2 separate regions of the Mus musculus genome follow, and region 1 is linked to region 2. The links are chromatin loops, found by intact Hi-C in ENCODE. Cell type or tissue: left cerebral cortex. All regions are shown on one strand. Each heading gives the region's core, and the rest is flanking DNA. Links, peaks and the distances in the headings are about the cores only. Region 1 overlaps Zfr (zinc finger RNA binding protein). Region 2 holds the start of 6030458C11Rik (RIKEN cDNA 6030458C11 gene).

Region 1 (8,000 bases), core at 1-8,000, 670 kb after region 2:
CATACACGTAGTAGATATATTTATATTTGGCACGTTTTGTTTTGCTTTTTGAGACAAGTTCTCATGTGGCCCAGGCCAGACTCAAAACTCTATTGGTAGTCAAATACCACCCTGAACTTCCCGCCTCTATACTTCCCATGTGTTGTATCACAGGCCTACACCACCCATTAGTTTCTGAAATCTCATCTTTAGAAAAAGCTTTGTTCTTATAGAAACAAAAGAAAACGTTTTATTACTTGTACATTGTCACACTTTATTAGAGACAAGAAGCTTAAAACATAGTTATTGTGTAAACTGTGTATGCAGGATGTGCGTGTGAGCGTGTGCGCATATCTGAGGACAAGTTTGTGGCAAGTTAGTTCTCCCTTCCACCTTTATGTGGGTTCTGAGATTGAACTCCCATGTCTCGAGGCTTTAATGTACTTTTAACTGCTCAACTCTCTTGTTGCTAAGAGGAAGTATTTCCTAGCATTATAAACATTTATGGTCTCACTAATTTTAGTTACTTGTCTAATGTCAATTATAATCAGAAAATATTAAATGGAAAGGCACACAAATAAGCAATTCAGACATCTTCAACTGAATGCTGTTTGCAATAGCATGATCAAAATCTAGAGCTACCCTGCCCTCTCTGGCCTGCTTTGTGAATCATCCCTTCTCAATCCACTACCTGTCCATGATTTACTTATTAGATGAGTTGTTACTGTCATAGCACCACTACCTGTATAAGTGGCTGTTAAGTCATTACACTAAAACAGCAGCAGGAGGAGCGATGCTGGCATTCAACCATAACAAACAGAAGCTTTACTGAAAACTGAAAGTTCTCAAGCTGAGGAGAGATGGGCTGGGGAATACTGCTGGGTGGTATAGGTATAGCACCTATTCAGCATGCACAAGGTTTATAGACAGTACCCCCTGGGTTTGGGGTAACAACATGCTAAGGTGGCAGCTACTTAGACATATGGTGGAGAATTTGTTGCTATCTACTATGCTGAACTATAAATATTTGCCTAATTAGCACTTTATCCCAGGTATGCAAGAGTAGGAAAAAAATGATATATATACTCTCTGAGGTTTCAGGAATCCTTGGGGCTTCAGGAAATCTCCAGAAATCTTTCCAAGGATACAGAGGAACTACTGTATTAATAAAACCAGACAATTCAAGTAATACATACTCTTAATTACATTAAAACACACATTCAACTAAGAGATTTGTGAATTAAAAGAAAAAAATTAAACCTGATATACATGAGCTAGCTTACTTGCTTTCTTCTTTTATTTAGAAAAATCCTGTCAGTTGAGATGGCTCAGCACTTGTTAACAAGCTTGATCATCTGAGTTTGATCCCTGGAATCCACAGAGGGAGGAGGGAACAAACTGACTCACAGATCTTGTCCTTGGACTGCTATACACACACTATAAGTGTGAATACACATTAAGTAAAGTATGAAAAAAGTCTTTTCTGCTATGTCTTCTCATAAGTCCAATTTTGGAAAACCAGGATATATGCTAAAATTTTCCATTTTAAAATAAATTAACAAGATGGCTTCCTGACAAATTACAGTACTGCAGATCCTCAAAAAATGAAGCAATAAACAGTTTCTTCAGTTCACATAATTAAAGGGTGTGTGTACAAAACCAAAACCAAAACAAACCAAAACAAACAAGAAAACACCCATGCCAACCTTTTCATTATAGAAAGCCAAGCCCAAAATTAAAAGGCAGGCTGAAGTTTAAACTTAAGCATAATTAGTCCTGCCAAAAACTTCTGATCTGGACAAAGAGTAAATTGAACATTTCCATAATACTCACAGCAAGCTGTTTGGGTAGGTTTTCTGCAATACGGCTTAATAACGACTTTGAAGGTTTTTCTGAGCACAGCAAAACAAGGTTGACATTCCTGTCTCCTCGGAGAAGTAATCCTTTTGCCAGCACGCCTACTCGCAACACCCCTTTCAGAGCTCTGCAGCAAAATCCACTTATATTAAAATAAGATATTCTTCAACCAGAACTGTAATTTCCTCCAAACATAATAGTAAACTAAATGACTTCTGCACAATTAAAATTTTCTTCAATTACACCGACAGACTATATGTCATTCAAATAAACAATATAGATTAAAATAAAGGGGGGATAGAAGGCTCAGTATCCCCATAGCAATCTATATTCTACAAACACTTGCAATTTCAGCTCCATATAACTGATGCCCTCTTCTGGTCTCTATAGACACACATGTGCACAGTCACATAGATACAAATAAAAATAAATCTCCCGGGGGCTGGTGAGATGGCTCAGCAGTTAAGAGCGCCGACTGCTCTTCCAAAGGTCCTGAGTTCAAATCCCAGCAACCACATGGTGGCTCACAACCACCCGTAACAAAAATCTGATGCCCTCTTCTGGAGTGTCTGAAGACAGCTACAGCGTACACACATATAATAAATAAATAAATAAATAAATAAATAAATCTTAAAAAAAAAATCTCTCAAGGTCTGAGCTTGTACAGGGACAAATATTGTCTATCTCACAGAATCTCACTATAGCATAGTCTGATTTCAAACTTGTTACCTTCTTGCTTCTGCTTCCTGTGTTCTATGTGTGGGCCCAAACAACTAGCCCCTTGTGCTTTATTTTACATGTCAAAATTGTAAGAGGAATATTAATACAAAAAATATTCCCAAAGGGGAAAGAGAAAAATTAGAAAATCATAATGAATCATCACATGAAATAGTTCATGCTTTGTAACATGAAATATGCTAAAGCTTGGCTAAATTTATGTTTTATGGTCCATGTTTCTAAAAGTCACTGAAATATAGACAAATGAGCAACAGATGGAACATAAGTAAAAGCAGGAAAGAACAGCTGGATAAAACTGAAAAGTTATATACGGGCTACTTTGAAACACTGAATATGTTTTTTTTTTTTCCAGAGCTGAGGCCTGAACCCAGGGCCTTGCGCTTGCTAGGCAAGCACTCTACCACTGAGCTAAATCCCCAACCCCTGAATATGTTTTTTGTTATAACATTTAGTATATTTTAAAAACCGACAATAAAAACTGGTGGTAGTAGAAATGTATACTATTCATTTTAGCAAAAATACAAGTATAGTTAACATGTGTGGACTAACACCAATTTCCCCTCAACTTTTATTTACATGTCTATGGCTGCCAGGTGAGTTCAGATACCCAGAGGCCAGAAGAAGCCATCAGATCTCCAGGAGCTGGAGTTACTAATGGTTGCGAGCTGTTTGATGTGAGTGCTAGGAACTGAATGAACCAGGTACTCTGGAACTAGAGCAGTAAGCATCCTTAAGGACTGAGCCATCTCACCAGTCCCTAATCTTTACCATAAAATGTCCACGTAAAGGAAATGAGTATTTTGTAAACACACCTGTCTTTACCTCCCTCTTTCTTATCATCTCCCTCTTTGTTCTTGCTCTTCTCATGTTCCGACAAACTGTCTGAAACAAGCTTTAAAGCACGCTCAGTGATAGAAACAATTTTCTGGACGGCTTGTAACTCTTCTTCAGTTGGATAAATAGTTGCATGCTTTGTCATTACATAACGATCATCAGATGAGTCAGGACGCCGTAAGGGCTAGAGAGAGGGAAAAAGGTATTTTTTTTAATAAAAGAAAATTATGAATTTTCAATAATACAGTTGCTAGCTTTAAAGTAAGAAAGGCAATTAAGCAAACTGTCCACTTAAATTTTTTTCAGTAAAATGAAAGCTCAAGCATCTGCCCCTAAAGCAAAATTGTTATACAAACACACACACACACACAATCATATGTGCATATATGTGTACTTATGTATAAATGCTAAAACTATAAAAATGGTTTTAAAAGTTTGTAGTGCTGTATTAAAAATGGAATATCAAATGTTAGTGCTCTACTACGGATGGGCCTTCTCTCCTAACTGCTTTCTAGGATCTGAGTCACCTCACTTTCACTAACAGTAATAAATTTACGTACAATTGCTCAAGACACTATAATGGTAAGAGTTACCGCTAAAATTAAAAGCTCTTTCTACCCAAAGGAAAAATAAAGATAAGGAAAGTTTCTTACGTATAAAATATTTATCAAAAGTAGGACTTTATGCAGATTTTTGCAAGTTTTGTAAATAAAGAAGAGTAAAGGAAACTTGACTAAGTCCTTATGTATAAAGACATCAACCTTAAGAATCTTTAAGAGGACTAAAAATATAATCAACATGAAAACTGATGACATTATTAAATCTAAGAATTTGGCTCATAAAACATCATCTAATGTTGAATGAGGCTTAAATTTTCACCCCTTAGATAAGCAGAGCAGATACTCACGGCAGGACCCTGCGGCTGGGGAGGCATGCCTGGTCGGACTCCCAAAAGACCTAGTGGGCCGGGAGGACCATGAGGATAGCCGCCATCAGGCATTCGTCTGCGATCATCCCAATGATGCTGCTCTTCCTCCATTCTTCTCCAGTACATGTCTTCTTCATAACGTCTGATGCATACAAACAAGCACCCCCAGAGCTTAAGAACTTCCATCAACAACTACATAAAACCTATTCTAAATCACTTTAGTACTTTTACCTTATTTCCATTATTTAATTTTCATTGAGAAGTAAACGAAATAAAAACTAGAGACAAGGGGCTGGAGAGATGTCTTAGCGGTTAAGAGCTGAGTTCAATTCCCAGCACCCACACGGTGGCTCACAACCATCTGTAATGGGATCTGATGCCCTCTTCTGGTGTGTCTGAAGACAGCTACAGAGTATTTATATACATAAAAAAAATAATCTAAAAAAAAAAAGAATTAAAAAAACTAGAGAAAATAATGAGAAAAGGAGAATAAAATTTCACACAAGAACAAAGTGTAACAGAAAACAGACACCTCAGTTTATTCTAATTACTTAAGGTAAGGATTGTAAATCCAAATACCTACAGATGAGGATGCCTAACATATAATGTATATGCAAGAAGCACTTCATACACAGTAAGTTCAGGCATTTATTTCATGTCCTCAAAGAAATGAACTCACTTCTTGTATATTTTTCTTTTTGTCTTTAAAAAAAAACTGTTTGTGTGTACATGTATACGTTTGTGAGCATGATGGGAGTGTGTGCACATGCCACAGTCTCCATATGCAGGACTTTCCATCATGAGACATCCTATTGCTTTTCTTTTGTGTGTGTGTGTGTTTTGCTGGGGCACATGCCAGGCTAGCTTGTCCACAGGTTCCAGAGAATTCTCCAGTCTCAAGAAGTTTACCTTCCACTACAAACATGGATACAGATATGAACCATCAGGTCTGTTTTTACACAGGCTCTGGGGATTCAATCTGTATAATAAGTACTTTATCCAAAGCCCCATCTTCTTAGCCTGAGCTCTACTTTCTTTTTAAAACAGTAAAATTCTCCATTTATGATATAGGCACTACAAAATATTTCTCTGCTACAAAGACTTTGTGGTAGCAACCGACAATTCCAATGTCAGGGATACACAAGGGCAATGTCAAATTATAGCAAAAGGAGAAAGCTCAGGTCCTAATTAAGTGTTGCCAAAAGGAATAAAAAGGCTGTATTGCTAAAGAAATCCAACTGTGGAACCTCATGGCTGTTGGCTCAGGAAAAATTACTCTGTATATTAAATAAAAGAAGAGTGCTTGCTTTGGCAGCACACATACTAAATAAAATTAGAATGATAGAGAATACTAGCACGGCCCTTGATCAAGGATGACAGGCACGCTTGTGTAGCCTTCCACAGAAAACAACACTTGAAGAGTTCAGGAGACGGTTCTCTAGCACACAGCCTCTGCTTCACTGCCTAACAGTTTCACAACTGATTTCTGTTCTGCCTTGGTTCTCATTTTTACTTTTAACTTCAATAGCTATCTCAAAGGAAAATCTATCTAAAATAATATTTAAACAGCTCAAGAGATCTAGAAAATCATGTTTAGTTCAGTGTTCTGTTTGTTACTGCTAAAAAATGATTACAAAATATAAGGGCAGGAATTTTAATTGTTGTCTATCAACTCAGGCTTAGCATTTGAAAACATTTCCAAGTATCGAGTAGGTACTTTAGATAATCATTTGATATATGAATAAATAAACTTAACTAGATGACCTAGTCATAGAATTTCTATTACAAAAGCACAAATTGAAAAGAATATAATTTGTTTTTACTATACATAAAAAATGATGTTATCTATCACTGAAACATGAAGATAGAACACAATAAAAGTATGAATAAGTAGCTTTATAATAAAATATTTTAGAATATTTTAAGTTCTTAGACAGCTTGGGTTATACATTGAGAGTCTATCTCAAAAGCCATGAAGACATTTTTTTTTTTAAAAAACATACAGGTTCTGTAAACATACATATACATCAATACACATAATTAAAAATCTTAAAAAAATAAAAATCCAAACCCTGTGGGTGTGTACACCTGAAATAACAGTGTTGAGAGAGGTGTTTGGAAGATGGAATAACAGGGACTTGCTGGCCACCAAGTTTAGTTCTTGGTTCCTTGAGAGATCTGCCTCAAGGAAATAAGTCAAAGAGTGATGGCCTCTGACTTTGTATGCATAAACACACATATTGTATACATACGTCTATCTATACAACACACACTTTCTCACTCTTTCTCCCAGCTTAGAAACATTAAATTCAAAGAAGCCAGATACCAAAGACTGTATGTACAATTCAGTCATTTAAAACTGATTTCAGGGCTGGAGAGATGGCTCAGTGGGTAAGAGCACCCGACTGCTCTTCCGAAGGTCCAGAGTTCAAATCCCAGCAACCACATGGTGGCTCACAACCATCTGTAACGAGATCTGGCACCCTCTTCTGGAGTGTCTGAAGACAGCTACAGTGTACTCACATATAATAAATAATAAATCTTTAAAAAAAACTGATTTCATTAAAAAAAAAACTATAAAATTTATAAAGATGGCAAGTAGATTTATAAAGATGGCTCCCTGGTGCTGAGATCAGACAGGAAACTTGGAAGACATTGGGAATTATTGTTAATGGGATTGTGATTATTATTTTTTTTTAAGGAGTGATGAAATATTCCAAAACTGATGGTGGCAACTGCTTTACAACTTAGTGTATATACCAATATCTTGTAATTCAATTATTCAGTTTAAATGAGTTTTTTGCTGGTTCTAGTCATCAAAGAATGACCTTTCTTCAAGTTTGTCTGCGTTAGGAGTATGCACACGTTTGAGTTCAGGATCTACAACAGGGCACTGGATTTCCTGGAGTTGGCATTACAGGCAGTTGTCAATCACTTGATGTGTTGGAAACCAAACTTAGGTGATGATAATACTGGCATGTGCTCTTAAACCCTGAGCCACCTGTAGAATCCCCAATTTCTTCACATACTTATATATAATTCCTTTTACCGCTTTTTTCATGGAGATGGGAGTTTTGTTATGGCCCTGAATTCACATTCCTTTGCTGGGATCAAAAAGTGAGCCACCACCACAAAATCCTTACTAGTAGGGCAACAAATCAAATATTATGTATACTTAGCATTCTAATGTCTATCTTTCTTGACTTAGGATCTTAGGGAACACTGAAAGCACATAAATAAATCTGAACATGGAAGCCATATTCACAGCATAAGGTTTTTCTTTTTAAAGGCAGAAGAACCGCTTACGGCAGAGCTACAAGTTAACAGCATACCTTATCTCCATCCTCCAGCGTTCCTCCTCTTCTCGTCTCCGCCAATATTCCTCCTTCTGCATTTGCTTTCTCATTTTCTCTTCTTGAATTTTTCTGGCACGAATACTGGGCTTCACTTCTACTTGCAAATCTGGATTTACTTTTTTCTGTTAACACCAATAATACATTTTTAAAACGGAGCAGGTTCCTTCAACCAACAATTCATTAAAAGCAAGTTGTTTTTGTGCTTCTTGTCTGTGCATGTGTAGCATGAGTGGAGATCAGAGTGTAACTTGGATAAGTCAGTTCTCTCCTTTCCCCATGTGGGTCCCAGGGATTGCTCTCAGGTTACC
Region 2 (12,175 bases), core at 1,789-9,788:
AAGAGAAGTTTGAACAAGCATAGCAAGCTTAGAAAGGCAAAATATAAAATATATGGTTCGAGTATTAAAGGAGTACCAGGAAGTGAAATGGAGCAAAATCTTGTGTTCTAGGAGATAAAAGATTAAGGGAGTGGGACCTTGGGGCAAGATTCTACCCAGCTGAATTTAGATCCAGGCATGGTGGTACAAACCTTTAATCCCACAAGACAGGCATGCTGATCTCTGCATTCAAGGTCAATCTACAGAGCAAGAACCAGGATAGCCAAGCTTAGGCAGTGAAGGATTTAGGAAACATAAAGCTAGTGATAATGTAATAGTACAAGGGGATCATGTTCTAGTTCCTGTAAGCAGCAGAACTCGGCGGCTTCAGCCATGTGGCTCGGGCTCTAGAGTTAAGAATGGAAGGAACTACTGGGAAAATTGATGCTGGTTAGCTGGAGCTAAGGAATTAGCAGTGATTAAGAAGAAACCAGCATCACTGAGTTGAAATCTGGGAGTTGTTTTCTGGGAGCACAAAGAAGCTGTGCTCCAGAGATACCCAAGGTTGTACCTCATGCTGCGGCTGGACTTGGTAATGTGTAAGAGTCACTCAGGTGGTATTGCTTGTGAAGGAATGAAGGGATCATGGAGAGAAGCTGAGGCTTAGCACTGTGAGAGGCCAGGGAAGGCCATTGGAGAAGGTGAAGCCTCAGCTGTAGTTGATGGCCCAGGACTGAAGGGGTCATGAAAAGGATTTGAGGCTTGGCACCCTGAAGAGAGCCTATGAGAGGCTATTGGTGAAGCCTAGTTGGAGTGGAACACCCCAGTGTATTGGAGATGTCAGTACAATGGAATTATCACCAAGAACAGCAGCCGTAGTGGAGTGGATCAACCTGAGCTTACAGTGCTACAGAGGGCAGAGCTGGAGAAGTGATGACAGCCCTTGGGAGGAGTCCAAAAGATCAAGTGGAATCCCAGAGACTGAAGCAAGAAGCTGTAACATTGAAATTGCCTTGGAGACTCAAAGATGTTAAAGATGCCAGAGCCATGGGATACATGCTGAGGAAAGCTGCTAACAGGGAGTGCAACCAGCCCAGGAGAAAGCAGTTTGTTGCAGTCAACAAAGATGAAAAAGGAGTGGAGATCTGAAGACAGCTTTAACATCAGCCATGGAGATGCAGAGTTTAGAGTTTTCCCAGCTGGTTTCCTGCCTTGCTTTGTGGATTACAGTTAATTAAGTTGAATGAATCGAAGAAGAGACCTTGAACTTTGGACTTTTAATGTTGTTGCGACTGCTATAGACTATGAGGACTTTGAAAGTTGGACTAAATGCATTTTGCATTATGCTATGTTTAAGTATGGCCCCCATAGACTCATGTTTTTGAACAAGTCTATGGGGACCAGGGAGTGGAATATGATGGTTTGTATATCCTTGGACCAGGGAGTGGCACCATCTGGAGGTGTGGCCTTGTTGGAATAGGTGTGACCTGGTTGGAATGGTTGTGTCACAGTGGGTGTGGGTATAAGATCCTCACCCTAGTTGCCTGGAAGTCAGTGTTCCACCAGCAGCCTTTGGATGAAGACATAGAACTCTCAGCTCCTCCTGCGCCATGCCTGCCTGGATGCTGCCATGCTCCCACCTTGATGATAATGGACTGAACCTCTGAACCTGTAAGCCAGCCCCAATTAAATGTTGTTTTTTATAAGACTTGCCTTGGTCCTGGTGTCTGTTCACAGCAGTAAAACCCTGAGTAAGACCCTGGGCATCCTTCCTCACATCTCCATCCCCCTCTCTGTTTACAATACCTCTCTTCTATCACGAAGAAACACCGACCCCATCAGAACAGGTGCTGTATCAACGCACCAACTCATCTGCATCCAACCCCACCCCCAACTTCCTGCTAGCAAAGCTTATCTTGCTAGAAGCAACTCAGGGCTCCATCTCCAAATACAGATATGGGACTAGGGGGTCACTCTCCATCTGCCACTCACAGTCTCTCCCTGCTACCCAACCCTTCACATCAGCATTTAGATGCCCAGTCAGTCTATTCAATGCTTGCCTTGGCCTCCACTTCTCCTTCAACTTCATTCATACTGCCTCATCTTTTTCATACTCAAACTCCCTGAAAATGATGGGACAGACTAAATGTTTCCTCAAAATCCTTATATGCCTGTGATGATATGTGGAGGATGGAGCTTGAGGAAGTAACTAAGATTAAAGTAAGTCATGGGTGTTATTGATGTGAGTCATGACCATGCTGGTTAGAATGAAAAAAGGCCCCATAGTTCATGTATTTGAATGCTTGGTCCTCAGCGAGCAGAATTTATTAAGAAGGGTTACAACTGTTGGAGGAGCTGTGTCACTATGGGTAGGTTTCAAAAGCCCACACCAGGCCCAGACCGTTTCTCTCTCTCTCTTTCTTTCTTTCTGGTCTCCTCTCTCTCTCCCTCCTTCCTTGCCTGCCTACATGTGGATCAGGATGTAAGCCCTATGCCTGCCTGCCTGCCACCATGTTTCCTGCCATGAGACTGCTTCTAACAATCCAATGATGAGATTAGTGCCCTTATGAAAACAGAAGAGAGCCTGGTCTCTACCTGCTGAGGGAGGATACAACAAGAATACCACCTGATCGTCAAGACAACAACCTTCACCATGAAAGCGAACCTGAAAATCGATCTTGCTGACACCCTGACAAAAGTCTCTAGTCCTCCATCAGTGCGCCAGCGGGATTCATGCCAGGACCTTGATTTCTACAGTTACTAAAAAGCAGGAACGCTAAATTCTCTTCCCAATAAATAGCATTTGTTGAGTATCAAGACATATACACATACCATGAATCATCCTGAAGCCTTTTTCTCCTTTACCTCATTACTAAAACTTTATCTCAAAACTAGAATAATGTATGTGTCGCTATATCTTAATAAAAAGGTTCTTGGTGTTTTGCTTTGGTTTGATTTTGTTTATTTTTTTGAGATATGGTCTCATTCTGCAACCCTGGGCTGCCTGGAACTTGTTATGATGCAGGTTGGTCTGGAACTCACAGAGATCAGCCTGCCTCTGCCTCCCCAAATAAAAAATTCCTACCATTTTCTTTGCAAATGCTTTAATAATACTTAGTAAGCACTTCTTTAACTAGCTACCATAATATTCTTTCTAATCTTTCAGCAACCCCATCACCACACTGTTTGCCTTGTAGGACCGAGCAACTGATAGATCCTTGGACTTCCATTCACAGCTGCTGCTGACCATTGTTGGGAGTTGGACTGCAGACTGAAGTCATCAACAAATTCCCTTACTATACAGAGACTACCCATGAGTTCTGTGACTCTAGAGAACCCTGACTAATACAGAAGTTAGGCTCCAGTGAAGGAGTGGACTTGCTTACAAGGCAAGAGCAAGCGGGCAAAGAGCAGGAGCTTCCTTCTCCCACACCCTTACAGAGGCTTCCAAGCAGGAGGTGTGGCCCGGCTCCCATGCAGGTAGATTAAAGATGCATCTTCCCACCTCGAAGATCTGCATCAGAAGTAGATCTTCCTACTTCAAATTAAGCAAAAATCCCCTCAATTGTCGCTTCTATTTTTGGGTTTTAGTTCCAGATTAGTCAAGCTGACAGTGAAGAATACTCATCACTAACTTCTATATTAGTCAATGTAATAGCCATTCAGGGTCGCCTTCTAGTCATTCGCCTTGAGAGATTTAACTGAAGGCTGAGCCAGAATATAAAGCTCTTGCTTTTGCATCAATCTGCATCTCAGTGTCTCAGTGTGTGTGTGTGGGTGTATGGGGGTGGGGGGGTGGGGGGTGATCTCAAAGTAAGTACACTGACCAAGGGTCGAAGTCTTACAATAGCAGGCTAAGAAAGGAGTAACAGTGTTAGGAGGGGTGATAGATCCATGTCACCATGGGGAAATTGGACAGCCTCTCCACAATGGAGGTAAGGATTATGTCTGGAGTGCAGGAGATCCCTCAGGGCAACTCTTAGTACTACCATGTCCTGTGATTAAAGTCAGTGGGAAACTACAACAGCCTAATCCAGGCAGGCATGCTACAGGAGGAGCTGAGAGGTCTGCATCTTTATCTGAAGGTTGCCAGCAGAATACTGCCTTCCAAGCAGCTAGGATGAAGAGTATTAAATAAAGCCCACACCTACAGTGACACACCTACTCCAACAAGGCCCCACCTCCAAATAGTGCCACTCCCTGGGCCAAGCATATACAAACCATCACAGTTAGCTAGAAAAAGAGGTAAGCTATTCTAACAAAGTCTTCTTATGAAATGAAGAGATTCACTGTATAAATTCTCTAACTCTAGAGAACCCCGACTAATACACCTTCCTTAGATTTCCTGTTCTTACAATACTCTCCACGGCTTCTCAGCAGGTCCTGCAAGCATCACAGTTCAACAATCATTAGGTAAGTCTACCTTCAACACTGACGTGCCATCAAGAACTGCAAGCTCATGGGGGTTGGGGGAGGGGGCTCTAGGATGTTTCTTTGACTCTTCTGGTCTGGTTCCTAGCTGTACTCACAAATCTCTGAACAAGTTATGACCACAGATAACAGAATGAACTCAGTCCCTGCCCTTCCCCTGTATCTGAACCTTTCCCACCCTCTCTGGCGCACTACCTTCCCTCTCTTCTCTAGGCTCTCGAAACTGCCATTCCTAGAATACCACTTACCACGTATTGCCTTGCATCTCGATGCGTCCTGTAGAAAGGCTACATCTTCCGCTCACGATGTAGGTTCTACAAGACAGAAAAGGTTTAAACACATTTCTAAAACTGCCAGTGCTAAAAATGAGAGGAGGGGGCGTTTTTGTTTACAAAATTTATAAAACTACCTTATCAGTAATTTTAGCCTATTCACAAAATCAGGATTTGTATTCACAAAATACTGAGCTATTGTCCATTTTCCAAGCAAACTGCCTGCTGTCCTTATTAGCTGGACAGTTGTGCTAGCCCAAAACTATCCATTGCTAAGATGACCAAAAGCAGCCACCTCCAGTCTCTGGTTTAGTAAAAGACTTAAGGAAAGACGTCCTCCATCCTCCACAGACAAATTTCCCTTCACTGTAGAGCTAGGATCAAACCAACACACACACACACACAGAAAAATCCCAGTGAAACCTGAATTCAATTTCAAATACAGCCACAACCTGACTAACCAACAGTGACCATTCTTCATTCTTTACTTTGTTCTCAGTTCTTCCCACAGAACATTGTAAACACAAATGAACTTCCACAAAGTGCTTTCTCTCTCTCTCTCTCTCTCTCTCTCTCTCTCACACACACACACACACACACACACACACACACATTGGGCTATCCCAACACTGCAGAGGCAGAAACAAGCAGGCAGCCTGGTCTACAGAACTAAAATTCCAGGACAGCCAAGGCCCAATAAAAAACAGCTACCAAATAATAAGATAAATGGTTGCTCCTCAATCCAATACTCTCATGATTAAACTTGGGACTCAAAGAGCTACTGCTGGTACCACAGGCTACTCACAGTATTGAGTACAAACACCACGCTTGGCATTGGAGGCCCTACAGAACCTGAACCCAACTTTCCCAGGCTTATCACCTGATTTCTTTCTCCAAAGCCCCTCTTAGCCCATACTTTCCAGGTCAGTTAGCATAGCAAGCACTAACAGGAAACGTCTTTGCTTCTGCTCTCCCTTACTTGGCCAGTGAATTCCTACCGATCCACTAACCTCTTGTGAAGAACTGACTTCCCTTGGGAACGCAAGCTCACTCCTAGATTGCTACTGCTTAGTGTAGACTCACTTCTTTTACGGAGCTTACCAGAATCTGCCGTCTGTGACAGTCGTGTGTGCCCATGTTGAACTCCTCCGGCATGTCCGTGAATCAAGGGTTCATTCAGTCATTCCTGCAGGATTCACAGTCTCTGCACACAGTAAACCGCAGGCAAGTTTGACTCTCCCTCATTGTGCATGCCTCTAAGTCACTACAATTCCCTTCCACCGCTCCCCACAAATACGCGTTTTCAAAACCACCTGGGAGGTATACATTCACCGATTCCATCACTTACTGAGCCAGCACACGTGAGACGCTTTCCCAAGCTCTGTAGGCTCAAAGATTATAAGGCACACAAGCCTGCAGAGTTCAAGGATCGCAAAACCCATATACAAATGTTTATATAATAACAACAGTAATACGATGTCCCGAACACTATAAAAAGAAAAACGCGATGTGATAAATACAATAAAGTAAGGATGTAGAGAGTCCTGGAGAATAAAAAGGACTCTACTGAAGCTAGAGGTGGACAACAGTCAGGGAATTAACACCTCTCCACAGTGAGAAAACGGCACACTCCGTTAGAGAAGCTAGACAAAGGCCCTGGCAGTGGTGGCGCACGCCTTTAAACCCAGAACTTGGGAGGCAGAGGCAGGCGGATTTCTGAGTTCGAGGCCAGCCTGGTCTACACGGTGAGTTCTAGGACAGCCAGGGCTACACAGAGAAACCCTGTTTCAACACACACTCCCCTCCAAAAATAAAAGCTAGATACTGTACCACTGTACTATGGATGCGAAGTTCAAATCAATGAATTTAATGCAAGTGGGAAATACCTATTCTTGGGATGCCCTTTGAAAGCAGGGAAACCGAGGGCGCGATTCTGAACAGTTTACTCGTCCAGGACCGACGACACACAAGACTTGCAAGGTGTGCCTTTAAGTCACTGAAAACCCCGCACTTTCCCCAGGTTCAACCTGCAGCCCGGCCTCCTGCTGGATGAAGAGCACGTTGGCTGGTTTGCATCTCCCGCCAGCCTGCGAGGTTAAGTACGGGACTCCGGGACTCGCCTCCCCCCGCAAGCCGGGCGGCCCCGCGCCTGGACCACGGCTCGCGCTTCGCAAATAGATGAAAGGCTTCCTATCTACGGGATCTGTACCGGGTCGCTCTTTTCCCCCTGGCCGCAGAGCTGCCCCGAAGCCACCCAGACCCAACTCCCAGGATCGTTTAGGTCGATACTCGTTCTCTGAAAACCCATCAGGCGCCCCCCGTCTACCTACAGAGAGTCCCGGGGTCGCCGCCATCAAAGCCCAGCCTGGTTACTATAACACCCTCCACGGCTGAGGCGCCACCCACGCCTCCGGAACAGGAAGCCCCGGGAATTAAAAGGCAAACCGGAGAAATCCGGACCTGGGGAGGGAAAACTCTCCGGAGCGCGTCGCAGCACCTTTTGCACCGTGATTGGCGGATCAGCGAGAGTGACGGACGTATAGACCAATCGACATTGTCTACAGGTCTCACACTCGCCCTTCCACCGTGTCGTCCTCCAATCCGGAAGCGCAACCGGGTGAGCGCGCGTTTCCGCCGCGATCGTGCCTTGGGGGCGCGCGGCTTCGGGCAGCCGGGCTCCTCTCCCGCGTGTCCCGCGGCCTCCCTGAGACGCGCGGAGACATGAGTGACACCGGAGGCGACCGCGCGCGACTCAGGCGCTACACCAAGCTCCCGGTGTGGGTGGTGGAGGATCACCAGGAGGTGAGCGGGCGACACAAGCCACGGAGCCCTGGCAGGAGGGATTCGAACCCTAGCAGCCTGCAGAGGCTTGACCAGCACCTAACGCTGGCTGCAGCCTGTCCCCCACCACCACCAACGTCATCATCCCACGGTTTAACGAGAGGGTTAGCCAGGACCTGAGGGACCATAATCGTAGCTCGTGTCATATGAAGAGGAAAGCCTTCAGCGCTTATTAATGTACAACATGGCAGTGCAGTCGTAAAGTGGGTAGACTTCTGGAAGACGACCTAGCAAGTCTGGATTTGTTTATAGGACCCCTGGAGGGTCTCTGGATATAAAACAAAAGGGATCAAGAGTGAAGCTCTGCGATACACCCCTTCCCCCAGGAAAAGTGGGTTATTTACTGATGGAGAAAGTTAAAGGAGGAAAGAAAGAAGATCTCTGAGACAAACCCAACTTTGGGTTACTCTGTGCTTTTTAATTTGTTGGTAAACTTGGATGTATAGCATGTAGGAGGAAAAAGTCATCTAGTCCCACTTCACCATCCTAAAGGGACAGAAAATGCCCTAAAACTTAGAGTACCTGGAACACAGTTTAATGCTAGAGTGAGTGGTTGGAGATTATCATCAGAAACCATCTATGGTAAAGCTTTTTTTTTTTTTTTTTTTTTTTTTTTAATGTTCCCATGTTTGACCACTTGATGCACTTCAGGTTGGTGCAGTTTCTTGTTTTGTCTGCACTTGACAGTGTGCAGTTCTCACTGTGTGTGTCTGTATTACAGGTTCTGCCTTTCATATACCGGGCCATAGGTTCGAAGCATCTTCCTGACAGTAATATAAGTTTCTTACATTTGGACTCCCACCCAGACCTCCTTATCCCTGTGAACATGCCAGCAGACACTGTGTTTGATAAGGAAGCACTCTTTGGGTAATGTGACTTTTTTTTTAGTCATATTTTATGTATTTGAAATACAACATATAGCAGATGATAAACAAGAGATTTTGCTACACTCACATTTGCATTTTTTGTTTGTTTGCTTGCCTTTTAAATTTTTATTTAGAACATTTTTTTTTCTACCCACTAAAAGAGCCAAATAGGGATCAGGTGCGATGGCTGATCCCTGTGATCCCAGCCCTTGGAACGCTGAGGCAGGAGAATTACAGTTTGAGGAGAGCCAGGGCTACATTGAAGCCTATTTATGGTTAAGTGTTGTCAAGATGCTTGGCAGAGTCTAGAATTATCTGAGAAGTCGGTTGCAGGGCTTGCCTGTGGAGGATTATCTTGATTGGATTAATAGAGACCACTCCCTTGTGACCACCACTTGTGAGTTTTTGGGTCCATTCTTTTTCAAACCCCCACACATTCCTACCCTTGATAACTAATATCTTAGTGTACTGGTGGGTTTTGTGTGTCAACTTGACACAGGCTAGAGTTATCACAGAGAAAGGAGCTTCAGTTGAGGAAATGCCTCCATGAGATCCAGCTGTAAGGCATTTTCTCAATTAGTGATCAAGGGGGAAAGGCCCCTTGTGGGTGGTGCCATCTCTGGACTGGTAGTCTTGGTTCGATAAGAGAGCAGGCTGAGCAAGCCAGGGGAAGCAAGCCAGTAAAGAACATCCCTCCATGGCCTCTGCATCAGCTGCTGCTTCCTGAACCTGCGTGAGTTCCAGTCCTGTCTTCCTTTGGTGAAGGTGAAGAGCAATGTGGAGGTGTAAGCTGAATAAACCCTTTCCTCCCCGACTTGTTTTTTTGGCCATTTTATTTTGTGGAGGAACACAAACCCTGACTAAGACACTCTCCCACTGAGGCCCAACAAAGCTGCCCTGTTGGGAAACAGATTCCACCGCCAGGCTACAGTCCCACCCCCACCCCACCTCCCAGTTGTTGGGGATCAACCTGTTATAGCCAAGGCCAACCTTGAACTCCTGCTCCTCCTCCCAGTGCAGGGACTGTATGCACGTGCCACCGTGCTCAAGTGTCTGCATTCTTTTATACTTCCAAAAATCAAGCCTTGGAAATAATGAGTTGTGTTGTTTGTGTTTACTTTCCTTAAATTAAAAATGAAATTTGTAAATGTTCATTGTAAAATATTAAATTATTATGTCTACATAAACAAGTTTTCTTACTTTAAAAAAGTACATTTATAAAGCTATTGCGTGGCATTATTTAAATTTTTTAAGATTTCTTTAATTTTTGCCCTTGTAAATGACACCTGGACTCTCATCCATTTCATTCAGTCCATTGTTTATGTCATTTTGATTGAAAAAGTTATGATGAAAATTCATGCTCTTACGGAAGGGATTAGAAAACAAGATAGTAGTGTCAGTACTAACTCAGATAAGTAATGTCCTCCACCAAAACTCCACAAGCTTCTAAAGCTTGACTAGGATACAGAATCCACCAGTTCACCGCTCTGCTGTCTAAATAACCAGTTAATTGGTCTTTCAAAGAAAAAGTGATACTTATTTCGCAACTCTGTTATTGATGATTCAAGTGCTAATTTTAGAGGGGCTGGGGCTTTTTCTTGAAGCAACTGTTGTACTTCACAGTCTATAGCAGTTTTGGTGTGGTCCTCTTTTTGCTTCACATAATATTTTAAAATATCTACTTAGGAGCAAGAATTAATAAAACTGAGAACATTTTTCAGTCAAACTACCTTTGGACAAGAGTGATAGTTAGTTATAAAACATGCAGTGACTACTAAAAGACCTCCCGAGGCCTGGCTCTTAGGCTACCGACCCACCAGGATGCTTGTGTGCAGTCAGTACAAATGCTCATGCAGCAAACAGAAATCATGTTTCCATGGAAACAGCGTTACCCTAATAGTCCCGGGAACCTCCCAAGGGACCACACTTAAAACTTACTGTCTTAAAATGTTTGCGGAAAAACACTCATTAATATTTTAATGTTTCTTGTTTCTTGTTTTTTTTTCAGAGAACTGAGTATCGAAAATTGGATTATGCCTGCAGTTTACGCTGGCCATTTTTCTCAAGTAATCTGGCTCCACCCCACGTGGGCCCAGCAAATCAGGGAGGGCAAGCACTGCTTCTTAGTAGGCAAAGACATTTCTACCACAACCATCAGGTAATTTCCTCATTTTCAATGAGTATGGAAGGATTTGAATTCTTTTCATTATACTTTGAATTCCTGTAGTAACTTCCTACTAAGCCCCATCCCGTCCAAAAAATAGTTCTTGAATCATCAAAAACCAAGTTTTAATTCTGTTGATTTCCTTCATGTGGCCTTCTGCTCCTGATGCAGCTATAGTGTGTTGAATTTAACTCTTAGAAGTGAGCCAGGCAGGGGTGTGGCACACACCTATAACCCCAGGCCTTGAGAGACTGAGGGTGCTCAGAATTAAGAGTCAGCCTGAATTCTAGAGTGAGACCCTGTCTTAGGTGTCGCTCAGGAGTGGATCGCTTTCCTAACATGCCTACAGCCCTGTGTTCAAGTCCCAGCACTAAAGAAAAAAAGAAAAAAATGTAAGCTTACGTGGGAGTTGTGGTCCATATCTATGATCCCAGCCGTCTGGAGGTGGAGGCAGGACGAGCTAGAGTTCAGAGTCATCCTTTGTCTCTAACAAACAAAAACAACAAAATTCACTGGGTTTGCTTTCATCTGTAGTAAGTCCGTGTCTGGACTTTTAGGTTTTACACTTATTGATGTGATTTTTGGTATTTAGTCTAAGTTAAATTATTATGCTCTCTGATTTGAGCTGTATGTGTATCAGGTTTTTTTTATGTGCAGTACTTAACCAACATCCTCTATCCTGGGCTACTACAGTCTCTGCCCTCTCTCCTGGGCTACTACGGTGTCATCTTTAGAAGTAGCTGTCAAGGTCTAACTTCTTGGGATAAGAGGAACTCTTTATGAGTATACACATAACTTTCTGGGCCCTAATATGTAATGAAAATTGTGCCCTTTATTTCTGTTTCTATTTTATGACAGTATTATCTTTGGTGGAATGTGTTTTTGTCATTTGTGTGAGTAGCATCATCTTGATTTATAAAAGTCGTACTTACTATATAATTTCTTAACGTAATTAGAACTCAACATGTAACAAATATTGTACATAATACTGGTCAATATGAGATTGAGTTCAATATGTTGAGAGGACCTCATAGAACCTATAAAATCAAAGCATTTCATAGATTTTTGTTGCTGCTGTTACCTGACAGACAACAGCCCTTTTGTCTCCCAAATGCTGGGATTAATGGTGTGAACCACTGTGGCCAGCTTGATCGGGATGTGTGTGTGAGAGGTTTTTGTTTTTTACCTTGAGACAGGTTCTCACTTACATTGCTTTACATAGCCTACAACTCTATGGAGACCAGGTTAGACTTGAACTCACAGAGGTGTGCCCCCCCAAGTGCTCTGATTAAAGACGTGCATCACACAGCTGCCATAGTTTTTCTAAGACAGGACCTTATTCTGGCACAGAGCAACATAGATATTTTTGGAAACTCAATGCATAGTAACAGTTTGGAGAATATTTTGCTAACCTCATGTTGTTAATCTACCAAGTAAACATGTATGTACAGCCAACTGCGATGGAGAGCCATGGGTCTGAGTTTATTTACTTGCAGAAATAGAAAAGGTGAAATTTGCTTTACTAAAAAGATGACACGGCTGTGCGGAGAGCTAAGTTGGTAAGGTGCTTACAGTGCAAGCTGAGGACCTGAGTTTGCGCCCAGAACCTGTGTATGACAAAG

What was found. A loop is a pair of places that touch in the nucleus more often than their neighbours do. Peaks named below come from ENCODE experiments on the same cell type or tissue, not always from the same donor. Only the 100,000 strongest peaks of a DNase experiment are listed, where the experiment ranks them.
Region 1: a loop joins it to region 2, with 4 times the contacts of the local background. A loop is called at or near these places in 4 of 42 quality-filtered maps.

Annotation. Positions count from the first base shown.
Region 1 is chr15:12,156,077-12,164,076 of GRCm38, reverse strand. Zfr (zinc finger RNA binding protein) reads right to left here. Exons shown (of 20, transcript NM_011767.2): 11 at 7,669-7,814; 12 at 4,316-4,478; 13 at 3,387-3,592; 14 at 1,813-1,963. Among named protein-coding and RNA genes, the nearest start is that of Mir1898, 11 kb to the left of the region's middle. In left cerebral cortex, for the core only: CTCF peaks have their summits at 741 and 4,704 (motif pointing left); a DNase peak (open chromatin) is centred at 1,871.
Region 2 is chr15:12,819,776-12,831,950 of GRCm38, reverse strand. It overlaps 6030458C11Rik (RIKEN cDNA 6030458C11 gene), which reads left to right and starts at 7,294. Exons shown (of 9, transcript NM_029998.3): 1 at 7,294-7,484; 2 at 8,245-8,390; 3 at 10,398-10,547. The coding sequence starts at 7,404. It overlaps Drosha (drosha, ribonuclease type III), which reads right to left and starts at 7,136. Exons shown (of 35, transcript NM_026799.3): 1 at 7,013-7,136; 2 at 5,784-5,886; 3 at 4,659-4,724. The coding sequence starts at 4,675. In left cerebral cortex, for the core only: a CTCF peak has its summit at 6,724; DNase peaks (open chromatin) are centred at 6,769 and 7,202; H3K4me3 peaks cover 1,942 bases; H3K27ac peaks cover 893 bases.